4 separate regions of the Homo sapiens genome follow, and regions 1, 2 and 4 are each linked to region 3. A link is a loop called in an ENCODE intact Hi-C map of the cell type or tissue named here. Cell type or tissue: heart left ventricle. All regions are shown on one strand. Links, peaks and the distances in the headings refer to the core of each region. The heading gives the core; the rest is flanking DNA.

Evidence for each region. Peaks named below come from ENCODE experiments on the same cell type or tissue, not always from the same donor. Only the 100,000 strongest peaks of a DNase experiment are listed, where the experiment ranks them.
Region 1: it touches region 3 in a loop (3.0-fold over the local background); 4 of 110 quality-filtered maps call a loop at or near these places.
Region 2: it touches region 3 in a loop (5-fold over the local background); 4 of 110 quality-filtered maps call a loop at or near these places.
Region 4: it touches region 3 in a loop (3-fold over the local background); 10 of 110 quality-filtered maps call a loop at or near these places.

The regions. Positions count from the first base shown.
Region 1 is chr9:20,281,422-20,290,043 of GRCh38, reverse strand. It overlaps a transcript of SLC24A2 not described here. Among named protein-coding and RNA genes, the nearest start is that of MIR4473, 130 kb to the left of the region's middle. RefSeq lists an enhancer at 2,679-2,973. In heart left ventricle, for the core only: no CTCF peak of the experiment used is centred there; no DNase peak of the experiment used is centred there; H3K27ac peaks cover 1,566 bases.
Region 2 is chr9:20,027,543-20,036,164 of GRCh38, reverse strand. It overlaps a transcript of SLC24A2 not described here. Among named protein-coding and RNA genes, the nearest start is that of SLC24A2, 240 kb to the right of the region's middle. In heart left ventricle, for the core only: no CTCF peak of the experiment used is centred there; no DNase peak of the experiment used is centred there; H3K27ac peaks cover 1,894 bases.
Region 3 is chr9:20,354,545-20,359,544 of GRCh38, reverse strand. MLLT3 (MLLT3 super elongation complex subunit) reads left to right here. Exons shown (of 11, transcript NM_004529.4): 9 at 4,666-4,737. All of the region lies in intron 3 of LOC124902129 (a long non-coding RNA gene), which reads right to left. Among named protein-coding and RNA genes, the nearest start is that of MIR4473, 54 kb to the left of the region's middle. In heart left ventricle, for the core only: a CTCF peak has its summit at 3,052 (motif pointing left); a DNase peak (open chromatin) is centred at 3,024; H3K4me3 peaks cover 849 bases; H3K27ac peaks cover 590 bases.
Region 4 is chr9:20,550,792-20,555,791 of GRCh38, reverse strand. All of the region lies in intron 2 of MLLT3 (MLLT3 super elongation complex subunit), which reads left to right. Among named protein-coding and RNA genes, the nearest start is that of MIR4474, 51 kb to the right of the region's middle. RefSeq lists an enhancer at 3,846-3,905. In heart left ventricle, for the core only: a CTCF peak has its summit at 2,692 (motif pointing left); no DNase peak of the experiment used is centred there.

The DNA.
Region 1 (8,622 bases), core at 2,194-7,193, 72 kb after region 3:
AGGGCAAGAGCTCAGCCAGGGTTGGGGCAATAGTCCTTAAGGAGTGCGCATCCCAGCCCTGATTTATGAGCACTGTGTGATGCTACAATGTGTGTGTGGCTGTGTGTTTAAATTCTGAATTTTTGAATGCTTCTATGAATGGGAGATTCATAGAAGCGTAGGAAAAAATTCCAATTTTTCCATTCTGTGCCAACCCAGTACACAGTTTCCATTTAGTATTTGCCAAGGAAAATCAACCCTGCTAGTTATAAGCCCTAAGTGTGGCATCCTGATATAACAGGAGGAGGCATTTTGGGGCCTAGTGGATGGGAGTTCAATTCATTTGTTCATTCATCCAGGAAATGTTCATGGAGTGCCAGCCCTGTCAAAGGCCCCGTGCTGCTGGAGACACAAGACAAAAGAGCGCCTGACTCTGGGCCTGACTTTGTCTTCAGTGCTGCTTGTGTAGTTAAACATTGAATAAAAATTCCACAAAGTGGTACTATTTTCATCTGCATTTCACAATGAGAGAACCGAGACTCAGAGAGGTTAATGACTTATCCGAAGGCAGGCAGCAAGAAACGGGGAAGAGCCGGCATTCAAAACTGCACTCCTTTAATTCCTCTTAATAACTCCGGTAACCCTTGTCTTGTTCCCATGGAGAAGAAGGTATGACTGTGGACAAATTGCTTTGTCTTTCTGTGTCTCAATTTTCTTGCATGTGAGGTGGAGGTGATTACAATAATTTATTGGTGAAATGAAAGAGTGCAAGAAGCAAACTCTAAAGCAGGACATAAAACTTAACTGTTACCATGTTTCTGTGGTTATTGCTAAGAAAGAAGCAGTAAGCATTTGCATGCTGTTTCAGTTACTATGGCTGTATCACAAACTGCCCCCTAAACTTAGTGATTTGAACTAATGATGACCTATGTTTTGCTCACAGATCTACAAATTGCTCAGGGCTCTGTAGGGACAGGTTGCCTGCATCACTTAATGTCAGCTGGGGTGACTGAATTATCTTCAGTGGCTGAAGATAATTCCAGCCACTGAAATCTAGTGGCTGGAATTATCTGAAGGCTCTGACTCAGGGACTTGTCTGGTGGTTGATGCCGGCTGTCAGTTGAGACATTCTCTGATGCTGTCAGCTGGAACACCTACATATGACCTCTTCATGTGGCCTGTGCTTCCTGCCAACATGGCAGCTGAACTGTACTGAGGATGAGCATCCTAGGAGACAGCCAGAGCTAGGCAGAGAGGTAACGTAGCCTGGGAAGTTGCATTGTGTCTCTTCCATTGCATTCTTTTTTTTTTTTTTTTTTTTTTGAGACAGAGTCTCACTCCATCAGTGGCACAATCTCTGCTCACTGCAACCTCCGCCTTCCAGGTTCAAGTGATTCTTGTGCATCAGCCTTCCAAACAGGCATGTGCCACCATGCTTTGCTAATTTTTTGTATTTTTAGTAGAGATAGGTTTTCGCCATATTGGCCAGGCTGGTCTCAAACTCCTGGCCTCAAATGATCCACCTGCCTTAGCCTCCCAAGATGTTGGGATTACAGGCATGAGTCACCGCACCTGGCCCTTTCCACTGTATTCTATAGTTTGGAGAAGTTACCCATTCCCTCCTCTCCCACTACCCCACCTCCCGCACCCCCGGCATGCACTCATCCTCTAGATGCAAGAGGAGGGAACAGACTTTACTTCTTGGTAGGAGGAGTGTTGATGCCACCTTATAAGAAGAACATGAGGAATGAGAGGCTTTGGAAAATACAAACTGCCATATGAACCCTTGCATTACACCAAGTCTGACCTTCCCTGGCCTTGAGGTTCCTACAGGCAGATGCAGAAAATACTGATGTACTAATGTATACTCCCCTGCCCCTGCCCAGGTGATGAGCAGATGATGGTTGCAAGTCACTAAGTACTGCTTTTCCTTGTTTCTAAAACTCATTTCTCTCTGTATTTTCAAACTCATGAAATTTAGATGCATCGTATGGTCTGGAAATTTTAATGTGTGTGTGTGTGTTTTTTTCCTAACTCCTCCCTTCCCACTCCCAACCAAAAAAAAGAGAAAGTGTTATCAAATTGTTTGTATACCTTGCAATCAATATGTGTAAAAATTGAGAAAACTTTGTAATAAATGGACTTAGAGCATTTATTTCTTCATATGTGCATTTAACAGAAATTTGAGTATCAGCCAATATCAGGGAGTTTGACCTGGACTAAGGGAGCATGTTATGAACTGAGACTGAAGAATTAACTGGAAGAGATGGAGAGGTGGTTTTGGCACTCTGTAAGGGCTTGTAGCTCTGGAGGCTTCCTTCAGATCAACAGAGGCAATGTGTTAAGTATGCATTCACCAGTGAGGTTCTTTGGTGTAGGATTTCCCTCATTGCTCAACTGAAAGCTCTGCGAAGGCACGTATTTTGTGTATTTTCTCATCAACATATCCCTAGCACTAGGAATCTGACACAGAGTAGGTGTTAAAAAACTGTTCGTTGTATGAGTGAAAAGTCTATACTTGCTCTGTCTTATTTGGGTATTTTTTCTAGAGGCTACCAACCCTTTTGTTCTGTGGTTATCAGAATAGAGCTGGTTTCCTGCAACCCACCCCACCTCACCCCAGGGGAGTTGATAGGCTCAGCATATAAAAGTTACCTGGGCAGGAGTGAGGAGAGACACACCTCTGGCCATTGGGCTGCTATGACCCTCCCGCAGCCTCCCATGGGTCTGTTCACCTTTGCTCTCCCCAATGAGATGAATGTTTGCCTGGTTCCCAGATTCCCTAGGTAATGGCTAGTCCTTATCAGGAGGACCAGGTCCTGCAAGAAATGTCCCATTGTCCTTTTAAACTGCTGAGTCACAGAAGTTGAATAAATGTCATTTTTCTCCTAGTGAAAGCATGGTGGAGGATTTGTGCTTATTTATACAGGTTTGGTTGTCTTAAAACAATGTTTCCCGGAATGCAGCTCACTGCATCAGACTTACCCTGGCATGTTTATTTAGGAAGCAGACCTCCGGGCCTCTACTCTAGACTCACTGAATCCAAAGCCCTGGGGTAGGGTCAAGGAATCAGTATTTTTAGCAAGCACTTTAGTGTTTCTGAAGCAAATAATCTACATCTACATCCTTATAATCATAACATTCTAGTGCAATTGTTAAGGAGGATGAGTGTTGGGGTAAGAGTTAGTAGGGTTGGAATCCTCAATGTGTCCTTGGACAAGTTAAGCATCCTTTCTCGGCCTCCTCTGTAGTGCATCCAAACACTTTGTTCAGGAGAGTCCTGTTTTGTGCCTGCTGTCCTGGCATTATTATCAATAGCATCCCCTTCCCCAAGTGTCATGATTTAAATAGCAACTGACATGTATAATTTATCCATACTCATCCGTGCAAGGGGAAGGTGGCAAACACTGCTGTTGCCTGCCAGTAGTCATTCTCTCCTTCTCCCTCAGTTCTATTCTGCTAAAATGACAGATCTCAGCCCCCCCTTGCAGCATAACATAGAGCAATCTAATGAACTGTAAACAGGAGTTCTGCTTTTCTGTAAAACCTTTTTTAAAAGAGAAACTGAGTTGTCCTGTGCCTTTTGCTCATCATCCTTACTATTCTTCCTACCTGAATGCCAGATATGGAGTTATATTCTTGTTAGTACAAGGAAATAAGCAAAGAACAAAAGCCATGCATGAAGGATAGCTAAACAGCAGAAGCTTGATGGAGCCTGGATGTGACAGCTGCCACATCATCTCCCTGAGCTGCCTCATAGCCCTGGTCTGCTTTCTTCTGTAGTTATTGAATATGAGAAAAATAAGCCTTCATTTGGTCAAGCCATGGTAGCTTGGATTTTCTATTATGTGCAACCAAACCTATTCCTAACTGATACAAAGATATGCGCACCCACCTCTGGACAGTGTCATAAGGATAAATGAGAGCAGTGGGTGAAAAATGCATAGCTCAGTGCAGGCATAAGTTCTTCATATATGATGATTTGCAACAGGAAAGCTGTTTTCTCTTCCTTCCTGGGAAGGGGACTGTGTTAGTCTGCTCAGGCTGTCATAACAAAATACCACAGTCTGGGTGTCTTAAACAACAGAAATTTATTTCTCACAGTTCTGGAGGCTGGAAGTCCAAGATCAAGGTGTTGGCAGGTTTGGTTTCTCCTGAGCCTCTCTCCTTGGCTTGCTGATGGCCACTTGCTTGCTGTGTCCTCAAATGGACTTCCCTCTGTGCATGCCCTTCCTTGGTGTCTCTCTGTGTGTCCCAGTCTCCCCTTCTTATATAGACACCAGTCATATAGAATTAGGGCCCCACCCTTATGATCGTAATGTTTGAACCTTACTTTTCTTGTGATAGTTAATTTTGTATGTCAACTTGACTGGACCCAGAAATTTGGTCAAACATTCTGGGTACATTTGTGAGGTGACTTTGGATGAGATTAACATTTAAATTGGTAGATGGAGTAAAGCAGCTTGCCCTCTCTGATATCAGTGGCCCTCATCCTATGAGTTAAAGGCCTAAGTAGAACAAAAAGCCTGTCCCTCCCTCAAGTAGAAGAGCATTCTTCCTGCTTGATGCCTTGGAATTGAAACATCAGCTTTTTTCCTGCTTTCAGACTCATACTGAAACATCAGTTCATCCTGGTTCTAGGCCTTCAGCCTTGGACTAGAATTAAATTGCCTTCCTTGGTCTCCAGCTTGCCGATTCACTCTGCATATCAATGTCTTGCCAACCTTCATAATCACACAAGCCAACTCCTTATAATAAACCTCTTTCTACATATTATATATACATCCTATTGGTTCTGTTTCTCTGGAGCACTCAGACTAATATAAGGCCCTATTTCCACATGCAGTCACATTGGATGTTAGGACTTCAACATGAATTTGGAGGGCAGCATGATTCAGTCGGTAACAGGGATGCTTCTACCTATTTCCTTGGGAAGAGGTTTCCTCACATGAATATGACGTGCCACCTCCTGCCCACCCTGCTAGCTCTGGCCTATTGTTTGCGTCATTTTGGCCTGCTGGTAGTAAATATTAGGTAATCCTTACACTTAACATTTAAAAACTGCTAATAGAATTATATTTGGCTTGCTTGAATTGCAAAGGCATAAGAAAAAAGCAGCTTCTCAAACAATATCATTGTAGCTTTTATGTCCTTAAAATTCCCTGTAAGGCATTTACAGAAGCTGAATGTCTTTAAACATGTACATGCTGTCCTCAGGAAAACAATCCTTTTGTTTCTATTTGCTAGGGCCTAATCAGTGAAGGGAAGTAAGATAGGAGAGGCTGAGGACCCCACCCTACTAGGCTTTTCATCTGGCTCCTTGAAATCCAGGATTGAATGGTGCTTTATTGTGCTTGGTTCTCTACTTGTGAAACTCTACTAGTTTCACAGCTCTTGCAGGATTTCTTAAACTTTTCAAAATAAAAATTTTATTCTCTTTAAAAAAATCTCTTCTTTTGCTATGTAGTTAGAATCCTGCTGGGCAGAGATGTTGAATCTTTAGTCATTGGCTTGACTATACCACAAAAAAAAATGTGTTTTAAGCTTATTGACATGGCTAAATGAGGGGTTGAACTATGACATCTCAGAGATTTCTCTGCAGTTATTAAGATAATGTACCTGAGCTGCGCATGGTTGTGCCTGCCTGTAGTTCCAGCTACTCGGGAGGTTGAGGCTGGAGGATTGCTTGAGCCTAGGAGTTCGAGCCTGCTGTGAGCTATGATCACACCACTGCACTCCAGTCTAGGCAACAGAGTGAAACCCCATCTCTTTAAAAAAAAAAATACCTGAAAACACATTTGAATTATATAGACAAACAAAAGCTTCATGTGAGGATCACCAGTGATTTTGACTTATAAAGGGATCAAGTCCGTGGCTGTGTATGTTACAGGTAGTTAGGCATGAGTGGGGCAGGAGGGGGCTCTCCCCCACCCACTAGAAATGTCGAGTGATAGTTCGGCAATTATCGCATTGCCTCTATAGAAATGATAATTCGGCAGCCACGGAGAGTCAAGCCACTGATGGTCCACACCTGTTAACATTAAAAATGTTCATTGAATGTAGAACCCAGGGAAAAGCAGCTTTTTGGGCACGCATGTTAAGAGACAAAATGGTGAAGTATGACATTCCGGGAACACATGCCACCGGAAAAAGGAAAATGCCTCAGATGGGCATGCGTATAACTCCCTAAACACGCTGCCTGCTCAATTCCAGAGGGCAAGAAAAGCATTGCGCATGCGGGAATCCTACACCTTTCGTGGGAAAGAGGCGAGCCTATAAAGTTGTAGGATCAAGATTAAAGCCCCCCCCCCCCTTTTTTTTTCTCTTTTCTCCCTTGGACCTTCAGGTGCCCACTGGGTCTCTTCCAAGTGAATTTTCCTTTCTTTCCTGTTCTAACGTCTTTTAAAATAGACTTCCATTCTTGCTCTGGAACTTGCTTCAGTCTCTTTTTCTGCTTTATGCCCCTCAGTTGAATTATTTCTTCTGAAGAGGCAAGGACTGAAGTTGCTACTGACCCGTATGGATATTCCGGCCATAACTCGGGGTAATTCGAGTCTCTTCCACTGCTAACATGTAGACTTGTTTGCTGCTTCTAGGTCTGGAATCTGCAGAGGCCCGACTGGAGGAGGACAGTGATGATCAAAATCTAGAGTCCATACGAATTGCCAGCAGAGCTAACAAAATCAGATTTCCTCCCTCCAACCCCCATGCAGGGATCACTTTAGGTAGTCTGAACTGGGAATCAGGAATCGACCTGTTTCCTATGCACATAAGCATTCTAATGCAAGTGATCCAGAGAGCATTTGTTGAGAAACGGCAACATCCAAATGGACAAATACACATGGCCAATAACTAGATGCTCAAAACCACTGGTATTTAAAGAAGTGTAAATTAAAATATGATTTTTTCGACCTATCCGATTGGGAAATATTTTTCTAAGTGGTAATATCCAGCACAGACAAAGACACAGCAGATGGCCCTCTCTCTTGCTAAGGATAGGAAGAAGCTGTGACTTATCTGGGAGATGGGAGGGAAGGGAAGAGGAGGATTTGACCATGTGTATTAACAGTCTTAACATGTTTCTATCCCTTTGACTCAGGATAATACTTGGAGGAATTTATCATAAAGAAATAATCAGAGGTGTGTGCAAAGTTGCAATGATACAGATGCAAGGTTCATTGCAGAGTCATGTATTACATGAAAAATAGTAATAGTTTTATATGTCCAACATGAAAGGTATTTGGTTTAAATATTACAGTGTATTAACTGATGAAAAAGTATGCAGATGTTAGAATGATAAAGTTCAAGAGTATATAAACTCGTGAGGATATTATAAGTGATACTGAGTAGAAAATCAATGTATATCTATAAAATCATTTCTTTATACTTTTCTATATTTTTCAAAATTTCTGTAATGAACATGACTTTAATTTTAATAGTTGAAAAGATACCAATTCATGTTACTTCTAAAGATGGGGGTGCGGGGTTGCTGCTGGCATCTGTCAGGCCTGAATTTGCATTTCTATCACTGATAGAGTATGATTTGGGGCATTAATCTCTTGGATTTCAGATTCCTCAACTAGAAAATTGAATAAATGCAAACAGTGTGTAGGTTTGTCATGATAGATAATTGTGTAAAATGCACTTGACACATAATATGTATGTATAAATATTGGATTTTGTCTCCCTTTCAAATTTTTGAAATTAGAAAAAGTACTCACTCTCTGGCCAGAGATCAATGAAAAAGAGTTTATTTCTTTTACACAAACCATGGAATTTCAACTTATTTCTTTTGGATCCTTTTCTGGGAAAAGGTTTCTTGGGGCCTATTTGATACTGTTGGAAGTGAAAACTGGAATTTGTAGTTGGCACTCTAATTGGCTAATTGCAGCCTCTGGTCTTATTTGTTTTCCCTTTTGTCAGTTTTAATAGTTTGGGATATTTAAATAATCTTTCTCCTCCTATCATTTTAATAAAAGAAAATTTTAGGATTCTTGTCTAGAAAGGCAATAAAGCTCAGGCTGCTAAAATGTTCCATCTCCTTAAAATCCCACAGAGTCCCAGTGCAATTTATAATAGCATCAAAAATATAAAACACTAAGGAATAAATCTAATGAAAAATGTGCCAGTGTTCAACAAAGACTACAAAACAATATTGAGAGAAATTTTAAAAAGACTTAAATAAATGTACGTTGTTCATATTTTGGAAGATTTAGTACTGTAGAGATATCAATTTTCCCCAGATTATTCTATATGTATGTTTGCCAAAAGCTATAAACTAGAATTTTTATAGCAGCACTATTTGTAATAGCTAAAAATTGACAACCCAAATGTCCATTATTAGTAGAATGAATGGATCTACTATGAGATATTCCCCAAATCAAATACTATACAACAATGATGCTGAGCAGTTCATTACATGCAACATTATGGATAAATCTGACCAACACTATGTGGCACAAAAGAAGACACACATAAAAGAATATATACTGTATGATTACCTTTATATAAAGTTTGAAGATATGCAAAGTTAACCTATGTGATTAGACATCAGCATTATGGTTTTTCTTGTGGGAGAGTAGTGACCGAGAAAAGAGTACATGGAAGTTTCTGAGGTGCTGGTAATGTTCCGTTTTGGATCTG
Region 2 (8,622 bases), core at 1,541-6,540, 320 kb after region 3:
CTAAAATGTTATTGCCGCTTGGGAGGTAGTATGGAGAGCTCTTTGAATCTACTTCGGTTTCTTTTCAAAACTTCTGCTCAGAGAGAATCACTCAATTCTTAGACATTTCATTCTCTCCCCATATCCTTTCTCTTTTTCTCTCTCCTTTCCAATTATCTTATAAATCACATTCATTCTCTCTTTCTCTTGCCTTTTATTCTTCCTTAGGACTCCTATCCGAGCCAAATTATACCCCTAGCCATTTCAGGCAAAGAATAACTGTTCTGCTATTGATAACTTTCTTTCTAGGGAACAGCAAGGCAGTGGTTTTGACATGAAATTGGATGAGAAGAAAACCTAGCACCATCAACTTTTAAACCTTTCAAAGGTTCAGAGAGATGTCCATTTCAATTTATTTATTTATTTATTGAGACAGGTTCTCACTCTGTCACCCAGGTTGGAGTGCAGCGCTATCCTGGCTCACTGCAGCCTGGACGTCCTGAGCTCAAGTGATCCTCCCACTTCAGCCTCAGCCTCCCGAATAGCTGGGACTACACATGTGCACCACCACACCCAGCTAACTTTTTTATTTTTTGTAGAGATGAGGTCTCACTATGTTGCCCAGATTGGTGTTGAACTCCTGGGCTCAAGCAATCCTCCTTTCTTGGCCTCCCAAAATGCTGGGATTATAGGTGTGAGCCACCATGCACAGCCTGTTTCAAAATCTTCTGCAGCTTCATTTTTCATTGGAAGTCTCCACTTTTTTCAGGAACTGGCATATTCTTGGCAAACTTATACATCTTAATTAAGTTTCCAACAGTTCAAAATGATTAATCCTGGTAATGATAGCTAATATTTATTGAGCATTTCCTATATAATGGACACTATAGTGCTTTACAAGTATTGTCTTATTTAATCACCCCACTTAACTTACCAAACTTATTTAGAACTTACTTCATTCCGGGTGTAAAATCAAGAGTTTTCATACCTAACTGTTGTGGATGTTCAGAGACCTTAAATGGTTTTCCTAATGTCAGTAAAAATTAGAACTAGGACTCAGCCCTAGTCTTCAAAATTCTACCACATTCATTGCTCTTATTTTTTTCTCAATTTCTGTAAGTATAATAATATGGTACTTTTTTCTAGTATATATATATTTTTCATTTAATTATACAGCACATTTTAACTATATTTTTTCTTGGGAAAACCTGGGAAGTGTCACAATTTACCATTTGTGACATTCCTATAGAGGAAATGGAGTATGAATTTCAAACATGCACGTTCACCAATGTAATTTTGTAATATAAGCTCCCTTAAAATGGAATCTTTTTTTCCTATTGAACATTCACCAACAATTGTGGAATCAGTGCTAGTTCCATTTTAAACAGTATCTACTGGTTCTTAAATCTTAAAAGGCAGGCCGGGCGCGGTGGCTCACGCCTGTAATCCCAGCACTTTGGGAGGTCAAGGCGGGCGGATCACGAGTTCAGGAGATCGAGACCATCCTGGCTAACACGGTGAAACCCCGTCTCTACTAAAAATACAAAAAAAATTAGCCGGGCATAGTGGCGGGCCACTGTAATCCCAGCTCCTCGGGAAGCTGAGGCAGCAGAATGGAGTGAACCCGGGGTGGGGGGTGCAGAGCTTGCAGTGAGCAGAGATCGCGCCACTGCATTCCAGCCTGGGCGACAGAGAGAGACTCCGTCTCAAAAAAAAAAAAAAAAAAAAAAAAAACTTAAAAGGCCAGAGTGTTTAAAATAAGTACATTTTCCCCAGCAGCTGAATCCATTTGTAAAACATCTGAAAGAAGGAAATGAAGGCAAAAGTAATGCAGTACCACAGAGAGGTGTTTCAAATCAGTTTAGGCATCTTTTATTTCTACAAAGACAATTTGCATAGAGCAAATCTTATGCTTTTACATCAACTTCTGCTATAAAACCTGAAGAATATTTCTATAATAAAAAGAATATTTTATCCAGGTTGAAACTATTTTGTAAGGAAGGGGTCGTGTAGATAATCAAGCAGGAAGGATAGCCAGTGAGAGCTGACAGTGCTTTTGAGGCATTTTCAATCCTTTTTAGATCTTTGGCAAAATTTCCTCCATATCTTTAACTTTCTCTCTTTGGTCAACTTTGTCCTCACTGTTACAGTCCAGTTTGGAAAAATATCTACAGTGCTAATGTGGTAATTTTGAGGTTCAGCCTAGAAGGCCACATGAGTTCTTGGCTTCTTGCAGGAAAGAATTCAAGAGTGAGCCAACAGAGTAAAGTGAAAACAAGTTTATTAAAGGAGTAAAAGGGTGGCTATTCCCTAGGCAGAGCAGCCCTAAGGGCTGCTGGTAGGCTATTTTTAAAGGTTATTTCCTGATCATATGCTAAAAAAGGGGTGGATTATTCATGAGTTTTCTAGGAAAGGGGCAGGGAATTCTCACAAGTAAGGGTTCCTCCCCTTTTTAGACCACATAGGGTAACTTCTGTGAGTTGCTGTGGAATCTTAAACCGTCAGGGCACTGGTGGGAGTGTCTTTTACCATGCTAATGTATTATCAGATACTGCTGTCTGGGCATATCATCGTAACCTTGATTTAGTAAATTATAATGCATTTCTTTAGCAATTATTCAGTTCTCCACACTCTGTAATAAGAATCCTGTCCATTGTCACAAATTATTTCTATCAACTCTCTACCCTCCACCTGTCTACTAAAAAGTAAAAGGGAGTCACAAACATTTCTTAAGACCAGTATTTTCCAATTCATTTTTTCATTTATTTCTCCTAGCAGTCCTGCATATTAGGTATTACATCCCTATTAGGTACCATATCAAGTATTTCATTGCAAGTCTCCACTTATCTGTGGTGGAGGAATTGAGGCTTAGAACAATTAAATGACGTGCTCAGCAATTAAGTGGAGAAGCTTGAATTTGGACCCAGGTCTGTCTGAATCTAATGCTGTTATTCTTTCACTATTACTACACTGCTCAAGGTCTTTTTGAAAACACCAGGTATGAGGGATTTTTAACCTAGAAAGCCACACAGTCATGTTTCTCAGACACATAAAACCTCCTTTAACTGCTTATTTAAGATGCAGATTTCTAAACCCTGAAAATCTAAATCTGTGAGTTCGTGAATGAACTTCAGGGGACGCATGAACTCTAAAATTATATTCAACCTTTTGTGCAGTGTTGAATATCTGATTCACCAAGGTATTTTTGACCCCAAAAGGCAAAGCATACCAGCTGTAAAAAGGGAAATCGGAGTTACGTCTTGCCATTTTCTAGTTTTCGGTCAGCCGCTGGGAATGAGGAATAGTTAAGTCAGCTTGCAATACACTGTGTTTTTCCATCCCTGCTCCTGTCCCTACCCTGCTTCACCTTTACCCCACTCCTCCCTGGGTTGGGTCCTTCCTGTTCCTTACTAGAACCAGCTCCCGCCACCACCTCATTCATGGCAAGAAACTCTAAGGGCAAAATGCTTTCTACGATAAATAATGCAGAATTGTTCATCTCCTTGTCCACATTAACTGAAAAACTGAGCACTCAATGACCTAAGTTGTCTAACATTTTACTGTAAACAGGATACAATTTATGTGAAGGAACATAGTTACCGTACTTCTCTGTCATCTACAGTCTGCAGAGAACAAAAAACAATGGTAACCCGACCCTTGGGCAAAATGCTAATGGCTACATAATTGATTTAGCAGATAATTATAAAACACAGTCCCATACTAAAACACAAAAGATGTAATTATTGCACTTTACAAACTAATTAATACTAATTCAATTCAATAATTAATAATTCATTATTTAACCTCTAATTAAATCATCATCCTTCTTTTCCCTGCAAACTTTGCTGGTGGCTTAATTGCTGTGGGTCAAATATACAAGAGAGCTCTCCTCTGTTAATTAAACAGTGAAAAGACGTGCAATCATTGTAACAGAGAGAATTAAGGAATTTAGATTGAAGTATCTCCCATTTGAAAGAGACAAGAGCATTTCCTGGCCTCAATTCCCACCCAAAGCTTTAATCGGTTAAAAAGGTCCAGGGTAACAAAAACTGAAGAACCTGATAAGATAGAAGGCTGTTCAAGGTATAGATCAGGCCTTAGGAAATACATAGGAGCCCATCAGACTAGACGCATAGTCAGAGTCCCTTGGGGCAGTCACGAGCTTGAAACGCAGACACTGACTCATAAGATCTGAATTGTGTCCCTCTCAACTCTAGGTTCTCTGATATCATATTGATATTTTGATATCGGTGATTATGGGAGTATTTACACAATTAGAATTGGTGCACACTACAAATCTGGGCTTTTTCTTTCTTTCTCTCGTGCTGTTGTTAAACATTTACCAGCCCACCAACGCCCCTACAGCAACAGAGGTGACTTGTAGCTGAGTCCTAGGTTGTCTGGATACAAGTGCCAAAATCCTAGAGTCAGGATTGGGGCTGACCAGCAGCCTGGAGTTCTATCCCTGGGGACCTGGGAATGGAATGATGTATATGGAGGCTGTGTTCTATAACAAGTTTTGTAGTGACACCTTTTACAGCTCATCTCAGTGAACCCTCACATAACTCTGTGATAGACATTGGTGTTATTCCTAGTGATCTTTTGATTTTTTTAAAAAAGTACATCCTTCTCTCACAATTATGGTCCACTAAATTTAAACTTATTTATAATCCATTCATTGGTGGCTTACTCTTTAATTTATAAAAATTTAATTCTTAGCATTTCAATGCACCATGAGATTTTTCTCTACTTTTAAAGTGTGTGTGTGCACATATGCGCACACACACACTTTATAAGTACAGAAAAAAATTATATATATATATATATATATATAAAGTGTGTGTACATATATATGGGCACACACACACTTTAAAAGAGAAATATATTTTATATATGTGTATATATATATATGCGCACACACACATTTTATAAGTAGAGAAATAACACACACACACAGGGTGTGTGTGTATGTGCAAAGTAAAGCAATTCTCTTCACCTACACATATATGTATGTGTATGTGAATATATATGTGTGTGTATACATATATATGTGTGTATGTGAATATATATGTGTGTGTATACATATATATCTATATCCATATCTCTCTCTATATTCTAAATATTGAAAGCAGAGTGGCATTATCACAGCATACATGATGTCTTTGGACGGGCCAAGGAATAAAGAAGCAGTCTAGCAAATCTTTTCCTCACCAAAAGGGTTTCTTTCCTCCAATAGGAAGTGCCAGTGACCATGTGAGGTGAGAGTAGGGTGGGGGTGAGCAGCGGGTGGAGTCATCACTTAGCTACATAGAATGACATATTAAGGGATACTACATTTGCAACTTCCTCATCTCTCTCCACTCTCCTGGTAGTTTCCTAAGAGGACTCATTTCACTAAATAGTTACTAATAGTTTTCTTATCTGTAAAACTGTGATTATGGTTATACCCACTTCATAACTGCCTTATATAAGCAAATTAAATGAGGTAGTATTTACAGAACTCTTACAACAGCACCTGGCACATACTGAAAAGTCTGTAAGTGATGCTGCAGTAGTGGAGAAAGACATGGAGCCAGAAAGGGTGGGGTTTGTCCAGAAAGTTGTGAGTATAGTCCCAGAAGATCATAGGCATACAGGAAATGTGATGAGTGACCAGATGACTGGCTCACCGTATTGGTGCAGCCAGTCAGTCCCCTTCCTCCTCATAGTATGGCACTTGGAGCCTTTCTGTGTGGTGCAATTGCACTTTCACACTGCCTTTCTGCATGGTTGTACAGGAGGAGCTCGGTTACCGTAGCAGCTCTCTCCAGACCTCAGATATGACTTCCCCTTCAGTATACCCTTTAGGTAGCGATTTATCTAAAACACCCAGGTGATCACAGAACTGCTCTCCTGAAACCCTTCAAGGTTCCCCATAACTTTCAGAAATAATTTCAAATGTGATAGAACAATTTAAAAGTATCTTCACATCTGGCCTCTGCTCCATTGCCAAGTCACTCAATGTCCTGCCTCCTCCCTCCAGTCCTGGGGAACCAGTGCAGGGGCTCAGTCCTGCCTGTGGTGCTGTATGCCTTTGCATATGCTGCTCTCTAGGTCTAAAATGTGCTCTCCAGAGAGCTCCTATTAAACTTTCTAATGCGGTAAACTTTTCTACTCCATCAAAGTTCACCTCCAATGTCACCTATTTTGTGATGCCATTTCAAAAAACCCTCAAGTTTAGTACAGGCCCATTTTCTATGCTGCCACAGCACCCTTTGTGCAACACTAACATGGGGCTTGTCACACCATAATATAACTGCTTGTTTCACCTGGTTCCTCCACCACACACACATACATGCATACACACACATACACACACACAGACACACACACACTTACCCATATCCCAGGAACTCTAGCTAGTATCAGGGTTAAAGCTCATATTGCCTGAGTTCAAATGCTGCTTCTAACATGGAATCCCATTTCCACCTTTGTAAAATGGAACTCATAAACATAACCATTTCTTGGGTTGTTGTGAGGGTTAAATGCAATAATCTATGTAGTATCTCAAAAACTGCCTGACATTTCACAAGTATAGGTGTGTTTGACTATGGTTGTTTTCCATTGAGATCAGGCAGTATCCAACCTTTGGATCAGTACTGTGGGGTGAGAATATCACAGCCCAACAGAGACCCATAAGAGCATGGATGCTGCAGTCAGATGGACTGAGGTTGGAACTGTGGTGTTTCTAAAAATTCTTTATGAAGAGTTCTTACCTCACATGGTTGTTGTGATAGTAAATGAAGTAAAGCAATTCACCTTGCCCATGAAAATCCTTTTAAAACATTAGGTGTCATTATTAGAGAGCACCTACTGAAAGTTGGAAATTAATGATGAGCATGCCAAGGGTGACACACAGCTCTCCTGCCACTTACTGCCTGGGACGTGGAAGGCTGCTGTCCCCCAGCCAGGCATGGACTCACGGGCTGTATCATAACCACAGTGCTCAGCTGTGTAGACCATGCTGGTTTGGCCCCTTTGCCTTCCAAATAGCTTTGGTGACGAAGATGTAGCTGTGGTCACAGTTGCACCTCAAGCCCCTACACTAAATCACAGTGAGTGAGAAATTGCTGGGAAGTGGGAGGAAGGGTGATGGAGGGTGTGTGTAGTCTGGCTTGAGAGGTTCACCCAAACTTTCAAGTAGCCTCCACAATAAATCCAGGACTGTCGCTTGGTGATTAGTTAGAGGAAACAGAAACGGCTGGACAAAGCCAGGAAATGACCTTAGAGACTAAACACGGTGTATTTTATTTTAGGGCTTTTTCTCACTTAGAAGTACTGCCAGGTTGTTTAAAGAGAATGAGTGTTATCAGGGAAGGATTTGGGGGATCTGCCAGGCTTTTGACAACATGTGGTAAAAGATTTACAAAGCCCGGAATCAAAGGAGGAGGACAGACAGGGGGATGTGTACTCAAGAGATGCCGCAGGTGGGCCTGAGATTGACAAAAATTTTTATTGCCCTTTGGGGAGCTTTCTAGTAAGCCTGATGGGCTCTGCAAGGCGGGGGCAGAAGCCCGAGCAGAATGGCACGTTTCTATGGAAGGCGGAAGAAGTGAGGGCAGGGTGGGGAGCCATTTGGGTCCTTTGGAACCCATGGATGTCAATTAGGGAAGGGAGTGGCAGGGTGAGAGCAGGCAGGACTGATGAGACTTTGGGCACTTTCCTGCCCCCATTTTTAGACAGATGGAAATTTAGGAGGTGTTTGAGCAAAAAATAAATAGCCTGAACAATGTAAAACTATTCACAGGAAATGAGGAGGAAGGAAGGTTAAAAGTATTGAACCCCTCTTATGCAGCAGAGTGCTGGCTGAACCATCAGTGCTAATGCATTACCATCCTTAATGTAACAGAGGAGACAAGCAAAGCTTAGGCTGGTAAAATCCCCTTGTGTGTTGCAGGTGGGGGAAATGAGGGCTGTACCCCAAAGTCTATCAAACCCCAAAGCCTTCTATGATGTTACCTTGGAAGGGATGGGCAGGTAGAATTGAATACCAGCTGGCAGGAATCCCTTCTTTTCTGCTTCCTTAAGCAACTGCTTTGCTACTCATCATTACAATGGTATCAGAGTCCAAAATGTATTCCAGGGGTCTCCCCTGCACAGCTTCCCTGCACACCATGGATGGTTCTGGCTTCCTAAACATGAGATCATTCACATTCTCTTATTTAACGACAACCAACTGCAGGCTTCTTTACTTATTGTATCACTGAATTGGCCTAAAGCCCATTTAAAAAAAAATTGACATTGTATGTTTTTATCATGTAAAGCATTATGTTTTGAAGTATATATACATTGAGTAGTGGTTATATCAAACCAATCAACAAATATATTACCTCACATAGTTATCATTTCTGTGGTGAGAGCATATTTTCAAGAATACCATATATTGTCATTATCTGTAGTCACTTTGCTATGAAATAGATCTTAAAATTTATCCCTCCTGTCTAATTGAATTCATATATCCCTTGACAAACACCTCCCCATCCCTCCTTCCCTTCAAAAACCTCAGCCTCTAATAACCACCATTCTGCTCTCTACTTCTATGAGATCAACATTTTTAGATTTCACATGAGGAAGATCATGCAGTATTTATCTTTCTGGATTTGG
Region 3 (5,000 bases), core at 1-5,000:
GTACTCTTTGTTGTACCAGTTACAGTTCAACTGCAATTTCTTTGTGTCCTACATTAAAATCAAAGTCCAGCCTCATTATCTCTTATAGATGGGGTATTCAGCAAGTTATTTACTTCTTTTTCCATATCCTGGCTCTTCCCCATCTTCAGGGCCAGCTGTGCTCATGGCCCAGCCGTCTTTTACCTCTGGTGTGGATGCCTGCCACCACAAGTCAGGCATTTCAGAGGAAAGTAAAAAGAGGAAAGACATATGCATCATGGCCAATCAGCTGAGAACACTGGACTGGTTAACTAGAAAATTTGGGATCCTTTTGTAAATTTGTGCTTCAGTGAGAACTAGCATTAGAATAGAATTTGAACCTTGGTGAGATTTTTTTTTTTTTTTTTTTTTTTTTTTTTTGAGATGGAGTTTTGCTCTTGTTGCCCAGGCTGGAGTGCAATGGCGCGATCTTGGCTCACTGCAACCTCCGCCTCCTGGGTTCAAGCGATTCTCCTGCCTCAGCCCCGCGAGTAGCTGGGACTACAGGTGCATGCCACCACGCCCAGCTAATTTTTGTATTTTTAGTAGAGACGGGGTTTCACCATGTTGGCCAGGATGGTCTCGATCTCTTGACCTCATCATGCGCCTCACAAAGTGCTGGGATTACAGGCATGAGCCACCGCTCCCAGCCGATGATATTTTTAAATCCAACCTAGGCATATTTCAGCTTGATTTCTGTATCCAGTGGGTGGTATATGAGAGCTACAATACGTCATGGGCACAGCAGTGGCAGGGCCAGGAGTGTAGGGCATTAGGCTCTGCTTTTGTGCCCCTCACTCATCTCCTTCAGTATCTCTCCCAATCATAGTGAAAAGTGGGCTTGCTAGGGAATGCAACTCCAGCAAGCACCTTTCATGCCCTTCAAACCTTATGGCTTCACTTAAGCCCTTCCTGAATGGGCAGTCTTGAACAGACCTTGGCTTTAGGGAAAGGTTTAGACTCTTTGTCAGACTGTTTTTTACCTGTCTAGCAAAACAAAACCAAAAACGAATAGTATCGTCTATCTGGAGAGGGTAAAAGTTACCTTATCTGATTAAGTAGCATACTCCTGGTTCCTTGGCGTGTTTATTTGGCAAGTGTTGCTTCACACATGTGAATCATCAGTCTGCCAATAATACTGTATTATGTGTCACTTTCTCCATGCACTTGTAAGCATGGTAAGAAAGTCCGTATGCTTCCACTTTTAGCTAGTCTGGGTTAGGAAATATATATACCACAGGAGGGCTTACCTTCTTAGAGCTATGTCTTGGAGCCGAGAGGACAAGTAAAGGTTTCTTAAACCTTGTTTAGTATTGGTTTCCTAGCCCCTCAAATCACTTGCACTGGGGTCAGGTGTGATGCTATCCCTTTAAGTCAAGCTTCTGGGACTTAAAAAAAATTACTAGTATATCTTAATTCTCTATGTTGATGGTATAAGAGAGTAAAAATTTCTTAAAAATCTAAAAGTCAACTAAATTTCACTCTGGAATGACTTTTTAGTCGTATTTGAATGTGTGTGTGTGTGTGTGTGTGTGTGTGTGTGTGCGCAGGAGGGAGGGAGAAAAGTAGGGGGAGAGAGACAGGGATAGAGAAAGAGTATGAATCTGAATTTTCACGATTAATAAAGAGTTGAGAACATACTTGGAAGGACTAACTCCGAAATGGGAACACTCTTGAGTTTCCTCCTTCCATACTCCTTGCCTGTTCTCTCTCTATGAATTGATAATGATCTCTGAGTTTGATAAAGCACCAGGCAAAGCTGAAATGTCCATTGCCTTTTCTCAAATCTTCCAGGGACTAGAGAAGAGGGGAAGTACTAATGGAGTCAAATATTTTCATACTGAATAAAAGTGAACATAGAGTCACACGTCAACCAAGCAAGTAATTAACCTGAGTACTGTTGGGAGCTACTGTCATTAGTATGAAAGATCTATCAGTAGAGAATCCATCTGTGAATAACTGAGTTGTCATTCTTCATAAAGTGATACAGAAAAATATAATCTTGAACGTTTGTCAAGACATTTTCTCAGATTAAAGACAAAAGTGCTACTAAACCACAATTCTTCTATTTTCAGAGACTGCTGTATCTATAAATGGAGTAGCTAGGCAGTCTAGGTAGCTCTGCTTCTCTCAGTACAATTTAATAGGTAATAATAAAGAGTGTTGCGTCATTTCAACCAGAGATGGTTTTTTCACTCCAAACCTCCCTTATGTGAATTTCAAACAAAAACAAAATACCACATCTTTTTTAGCCAGAAGCTTGGCAGGGAGGGAGGGGAGAAAGGACTTGAAGGAAGGAAGTGATCCATTGGACCCGGGTTAATATTCAGAATATCATAAATCACCTATCAGCCTGCAAGGCATGTTGAATGAAATTAAAAAGAGTCTATCCAGTTAAACTGGTTTAAAATAAGCCTGTGGAAGACAAGGTGTTGTACTTTTTTATTCTGGAGTTGTTTCCCTAAAGATAAGAAATGATCATAAATAAAACAATTGTCTTCAGCAGGGCTCAGCTCTCTCAGAATGAGGTTTTGACAAAGCTGTTTATTTTGGAGCAGGGAGAGATCAAAGAAGGAAGATTAACTGAGCCCTCTCTGGGCAGCCACTCAGTAACTTGAGGCGGGTCACTGACACCCGGAGCTTTTGTTCCTGCCACTGCAACTTCAGAAGAAAGAAACTAGGATTTCAATGTATTTTGGCCTTCTGTGCTGTAGCACTTACGGAATGTGTGGGGTGGGACTTCAGCGTCCAAATGTTCTATTTTCTGCTTTGAAGAAAAGGTGGCAGAACTCTCTAAACCTAGTTAGCAAAGTTCTATTGCAAATACAGCGTCCTCAAGTCACTTCAACACCCAGAGTACAGGAGTTGGAGGAGGGGATCGTGGGAGGCAGCGGGATATGATGGGAACAAAATTCAGTTCTGTAATGCACAAGTCAAGCAGGCAGGCACTTTTTTTTTCTTTTTTTCTTGCCTGAAATCTCAGCGGATTGTCTCTGCATGCCCAGCCCAGTATCTGAGTTGGCGAGGAGTGCCATCTACTGACCTACTTGCTCCTAGGTCTCAGCGCTGATTTTTCCCTTGAGATCTCACTTTCAACAACAATGGAGGAGGAAATTCTGAATGTAGTGGAGTATTTGGTTTCCTTTACAGTGGAGCATGTTAAAAACGATTGCCTTGCCTCTGTTAATACGTAATTTCCTTGTGTTGCCAAAAGTATTGTATTTTAAGTTAGCCTGGTCAAATTAGTCATTTGGTTATCTTCATATTAAAAATGATGAAAAAAAGCATGATTGTCAGGAAAGACTGTTAAAAGGACACTTTTTACTCGTGCATTATTCTCAATTAAAATAAAAATATGCCCCTTCAGGAGTATTCGGTCTTTTCCAGGATGTCATGTTCCTATCCTCATCCAGTAAAATGTTTATTAGTAATAAAAAATGTTAAAGCTGAATGGGAATCTGGGTCTTATCTTGTTCATCTCTCCCATTTCATCCTTTGCGGTCCAAAAATATTAAATAATAAGGCTGGGACTTGAACTTGGGCTTCTGAGCCTAATCAGTGCTCTTGCCACTACAGATTAAAAGTGGACTCATTCTTAAAATCTTTATGTTACGGAATGTGGTAAACTTGTGGACAGAAGTGTTACTAAGTTAGGGCACAGAATGGGTAAAGAGAACAGTAGGAATATAAAACCTCTTAAGATAAATTAGGTCCTTTATTTGGCATTTTCCTCCTTTAATATTAGTCTCCAGTTATAACAACTCACTTCATAATGAGTTATAATGAAAAAGACAAATTACTTTGCTTTTTGTGTTTATACACATGTGTAAGCACTCATCATTTATAAATTTAGTGGTTTCAAGCTTTTTCAAGTGAGGACCATTTAAAAATACTTCCCTTTTAATCCTCAGTTTTGAAGATGCTGTCAAAGAAATCAGCTGCATTTATTAAATAATAATTTGCTTCTCCTTTTTATTAAGTAGAAACATAGCTTCCCACCAAAGCTTCTATACAGTATGTAAAGCTATTCATAACTTAAGTTGTAATCAGTCCAGATAAAAGGAAAAGCACTTGGCGTTTTACCAAGGGTAAACACATCATTTCTTAAAACACAGAAGATAGTCGGCCATCTTCATTTCCAAAGCTGTATCAGTTTTGTGCATATGAGTAATTTTAGAATGTGAAAGTTAGGTACTAAAAAGGGCATTTGAGTATTTGTTTTTATCATCCCTAGCATACTGAACACTAGTAGTCATGCTGAAACAGCAGAATGAATAGGAAAAAAATTCTTGCCAGAGGGAACTATAATCTCTGTATAACTCAGCTGCTATACATATGGTGAGAGTGTTGTCGCAAAAGAGAAGCAGCCTTGGAAGCTTAGATCAATTTCCTTATCATCAACTGTGTTGTTTTTTTTTTTTTTTTTTTTTTAGTTCTACTTTTCTGACTCAGCATTTCAGATCTAAGTAATTCATTTTCCAAGGAAAATAAGATTAGAGAGAAGAAGGAAAATGTATAGAAAAGAAATGCTATTTGGAAAGCAAATGTTACTGTACATTTCATTCAGTGGATGCCTTTGTTTAGGTGGCTGGTTAGCTAAGAGATGCTTGAAATAAAATTTAACACAGCGTTCTCTTTGATCCCTAGATTCTTGAAGTGAAAAGTCCAATAAAGCAAAGCAAATCAGATAAGCAAATAAAGAATGGTGAATGTGACAAGGTAGGTTTCTAGTCTGTTACTAGGAGGGCTCCAACACTGACAAGCCTTCCGTTTCTTTGTGTTGCCCTTGATCATCCTTGCTGGTTCTCCTTTCATTTTCTTCATCAAAGTGTCCAAGATGCCCAAATGATGAGTATTTCATCCCAGTGCTTTGTAGTTTGTTTTCCATGTGTTGTTTATATCTTCAGTATTAAGCTTGGCCTTATGCTGTCATTTGCCATGATGCCTACGTTGCCAAGGGATTTCAGGCACATTGAATTGGG
Region 4 (5,000 bases), core at 1-5,000, 200 kb before region 3:
ATTTGCATCAAGACCAGTTTGCTTCTAGTGGGTCTCCTCCTTGTTGCCTGGGAGGTTTTATAATCGTGGGCAGTGTGCCTAGTGAGATGAGGGGAGGGTGGTGGCTGAGAGGTATGCCCACTTTAGGAAGTGAGAGGCAGTTAGGAAAGAGAAGGGAAATTCTCAGGCATATTATTTTACAAGGAAGTTGAAGATGGAGAGATAGTTGTTTTCCTTTAGAGTTTTCATGTGCCCTAAATGTTATACATAGCCCGGTTTAAAGACCATCAGTGTAGAATGTAGTAGAGTAGTGAGATTTTAAGTTTTATGTTTTCTCAGCTTTATGGGTTCAAGAACTCAGTTGCAGCCTGGGTCTGGTGGCTCACGCCTGTAATCCTAGGACTTTGGGTGGGAGAACTGTTTGAACCCAGGAGTTCAAGACCACCCTGGGCAACATGGTGAGACGCTGTCTCTATTAAAAAAAAATAGAACTCAGTTTCAGCTCTAAAAATTTAGGTTGGAGGCTAATACTTACAGAGGAAACTGTGTTTTCAACCAAAATGCTATTTCCGGCATGAAAATAAACCAGAGAATCCAGTGTAAGATTAGGTTAAGATGATTTGTGGGGTCAGTTAGATGACCTTCAGGAGGAGTGCTATCTGAAGACTCGTCTGGCCACCCTGGGGAAGGGGATGATTGGGAGTGGCCACCACCATATGCTTTATCATATTTGTTTAGCTTCACGAAACACTTCTTAATTCGACACCAGCTGACTACTTGGTCTAGTTGTAGTTAATTAATTAGAAAGGAATAATTAAAATTAAGATTAAAATTATTGTTTCTTACAGACTTAAATTCTCTTTCCACCGTTCATTAGGCAGTTATTAATTTAGCCACTTCCGTTTGAGTATCTGCAAAGTAGTTAATTTAGTTTTTCAAAAGTAGTCATTTTTCACCCTCATTTTATTGGTTAACAAAATAATAAATTACTTAAGTACAAGAGCAAATGGTCAAGAACAAAAGCAAAAAGCCAGGTTTCGGAACAAACAAGATGCCTTGTACTAAGTATATTATGGGAGAGGTACTTAATAGCTATATACATTTGCTCTTTGGAGGGTGTCACCCATGTATTTTACAGAGGGAAAGTAGGTATCCTTGTCAGATTGAGAGGTAAGTGAAGTCAGTTAAAAGTTTAAAGTATATATAATCAGCTTTGTTTTGCTGAACTTTGTTTTATTGAGAGTTTTGTGCAATTTATAATATTGTTTCATTGATTTTCTTTCTTATTGCATCTTATATGGACTGTTGTAACATTCTGTGAGTATATTTTGTTCATGTCATCCATTTTTGGTGTTCAGTAATTTTAAAAATGAATTTTAAGTAGGGACAGGAGCTTGAATATGTAATTTGGTTTTATGTACCAGAAGATCCATCAGAAACTGAGTAGCCAAACTTGTAACAACCTGTATTGGTGCATATTCTGCCAGACTATGAATTTTCTTAAGTAATAGAGAACAGAGGTCTTTAAAAAATTGTGAACTGAGATTTTTTTAAAGGTGAAATGAAAGCAGTACTGTACAGGAAATTAAGTTTTTGGGTAAGGAAGTGGAATTGGTTTGATTGAAATTGTTAATGTCTCTTTAATGAGGGGTTATATGAAAAATGTTAGGCAGAAAGTGTGATCCAGTTAAAAATCCTAAATATGAAATTGATTCAGTTTGAACAAACAGTATTTGGAACTGAACAGAGAGGAAAAGGAAAATTCTTATGTGGAAGAAACTAGTCATTATCAAGGGTATGAAAAGCTGCTGGACCATTACAATTGATTTGCTTTTCTCTAAAGAGAAATACCTGACTCAGAGATTTGTGATTTTAGTATGTGAAGTTTTCCTCAAATTAGTATTTAGTATTCTGGGAACATTTTCTTTTGCCAGGAGGGTTGTGATTGTCTATTTTTGTGAATTGTAAATTAAAAAAAAAAAAGCTGTTTATTTTTTGTCTTGTACAGGCAAGGAAAGTTTCTAATGTAGTTATAAAAACTTAGTTACATATTCAAGCTCCTGTTGTTTCCTGTCTTCTAGATCTGTAAGATAAGAATGTCTAAAAGGTCAAGTAATTTGACCAGCCTTTTGGGGGAAGTCCAGTGAATAGTAGAATAATATTTAGAGATGAATTTTCTGTCATAGGCATGGGATAAACTCTATTTCAGTAGAAAGGCAAGATAATGAGCAGGATCTTATATAGACAAATCGTTCATTCCAAACATGCTGGCTCTAGGAGGTGTTCAGTGTGTTTGTTGAATGAGTGTTACAGATGAATTGAGGTCAGATGGAATTGAGGTCAGATTTCTCCATGAGTGGAGGGATTTTTTTTCTCTCATGTCCTGGGCACCTAACACCATGCCTGGCACATGCTTGTCAGCTGTCCTTTGTTGAATCTGCGAATAAATGTGAGGCCGACTCAACAACTATTACCTCCTTGTGGATATGCATATAAGCTCTTCTAGAGTATTTTGGGGGAAGAAATAACCAGAATGTCTGCCCTCTCTTCTTCCTTTGTGAAACTGTTTTCTACAGTTACATTTAGTGTCGAGAAATGAGGGCTTTTTTGTTTTGTTTTAAGTGGCTTTTAAAGTTGCTCCAAGATTCATGAGGTTAAAGTATAAAACTTTAATACTTTAGAAAAATAAGGACTTAATTCTGGATTCTGACCTCTGGTGGTGAAGAAGAAACACCTATTACTCATAATAAAAGATCAGATTCTCATATGTTCTGTAGTACTTTCTGGATGTCCAATGTAGGGAAAGTCTTAATTAGAAAAATACAAATTTTGTATGTGGTTTTGAATTTTCATGAGACAAAAATTTTATTTTTTTACCTTGCAACTTTTTGATAAGCATATAAAAAACATTTAGGTTGTACCTTTACAAGGCTCATTACTGAAAGTGGTTTTTTATTTGGGACCTTGCCTGATGAGAAAAAGTAGATTCTACGTGGGATTTTTATATGGTAATACTAGTCTTATATTTGACTTCTTAAACTTTCTATTAAAACTATTTCCTAAGTAAATCTAAGGTTTATTTGGATAACAGTTATATTGTTATCAAGAAAAACATGAATGTATTACTTGGGAGGAATGTCAAGGTAGATTATTTTGGGTCCTTAAAAATAAACTGCTTATCAGAAACTCAAAACTCGTCTTTATTATCACACCTATCACTGGGCTCATAGGTTCTGTTCTCGCCTCTTCTGCTCTCAAACCGTCTATTCTGCCCCAACAACAACAACAACGATAACAACAACAAACTGGGAAGGAGATGTTCTAGCAGCTAGAGTCTAGCTGCTAGTGGTGCCGCATGTGATGAGCTGATTCTGCTCACACGAGTGATGTCAGCCTTAATTAAAAAACAAAAACTTGAATTTTGGTGGCTGAGGAAATTAAAAGGGTAGATGGAACACTTGCTACCTTGCACCTGAACTCTACCTTGTATCTACTGGGTGGTCTTTTGCAAGTGACTTAACCTTATTTTTGGTGTGTGTTAAATAGGATTACGAATGCTTCCATTTCTAAAGTGTAAGAAGGCTCTGATGTGAGTGTAAAGTTCTTTGCAAACAAGACTCCAAGTAATAAAATCCTAAAAACATCTTTGCTACTGTTGCTCACTGTCCTCTGCCAATATGCTTCTGAGAATTGATCAGAGCTTTATAAAAGGAAAGTGGTTACAGTATGTCAGGAAGCAAAACCCGTGAGAAATAAGTAATCCATAAACTTTACAGTCATAAAGGGATCCGGGTGGGTGGATCTGATGACTTGGCAACTCAGAGAGGGAAGCAAGTGTAATTGTTGATTTTATCAGAGCAGGTTTGTGTATTTGTTTGTGCACGTAGGGGGATGGGGGTTGAATGAAGACTTAACAACATGAATTTCGTGAGGTTACAAAAGTCTACTGCTGCATAAATCGTAGGTAATATGTTCATGTCTATAGGGTGTAATGTTAATGTTCAATAAAAATTAATATCAAAGTCTGTCATAGATTTTATGTTTTGGGGCCTCCAGGTAAATGGTTTGTATCATCATTGGGAATTTATGGAAGTTGATTTAAGTATACAGTAGTTAGCACTCTATTAAATACTGAAGTCATGCACTGTGTCACCTTGATCAATGAGCAAGTTTTTTTTTCTTTTCTGATTCTGGAATTTCAGCACTTTCAGCTTTGAAGGTTGCCTTGGGTTTGTTTTTGAATTAAAAGTGTCACAGGAGAAAGGCTGATTGTTACATTCATGACCAATCAGAAGGGTCTGTAGGACTCAAAATGTTTGGTACATTCCTTAAATTAGAAGATATGCTTCTGGACTTTTCCCAGGGAAAGCAGGTCCATGTAATAATTTACCAAAAGGAAGTTGGGAAAATGAAACATCACCTTTTGTGAGAAAGAGGATGGGGTGGGGAGAGTGCTTTAAAGTGATCTTTGCTTTGTGGAATGCATTGGATTAAAGAGTCACAGAGGCCACAAAAAGCAGCTCAGTGAGTTATCAAATATAGGAGTACTTGAGAAATTAAACCAGGTATGTTATTATTCTTTCTTGGGGAGCCTAAAAATAAACTCAAGGATTGGGATTGTTCCTTTTACTTTCATATCTGCTGGCTGCTAAAGGCAATTGGAAATTTTAGCCAACATATTGACCTACTTGATTTTCACGATGAGTATTTTTTTCCTCAGCCGAATTGGCCATTTAAAGAAAACTTTGTGGCTGGGTGCTGTGGCCCACGCCTGTAATCCCAGTCTTTGGAAGGCTAAGGTGGGAGGATTACTTGAGGCCAGGAGTTTGAGACTAGCCTGGTTAATGTAGTGAGACCCCATTTCTACCAAGAAAAAAATGAAAAAAATTTAGCTGGGCATGATGGCACATGCCTGTAGTCCTAGCTACTTGGGAAGCTGAGGTGGGAGGATTGCTTGAGCCCAGGAGGTTGTAGTTATAGTGAGCTATGATCATGCCACTGCAGTCCAGCCTGGACAACAG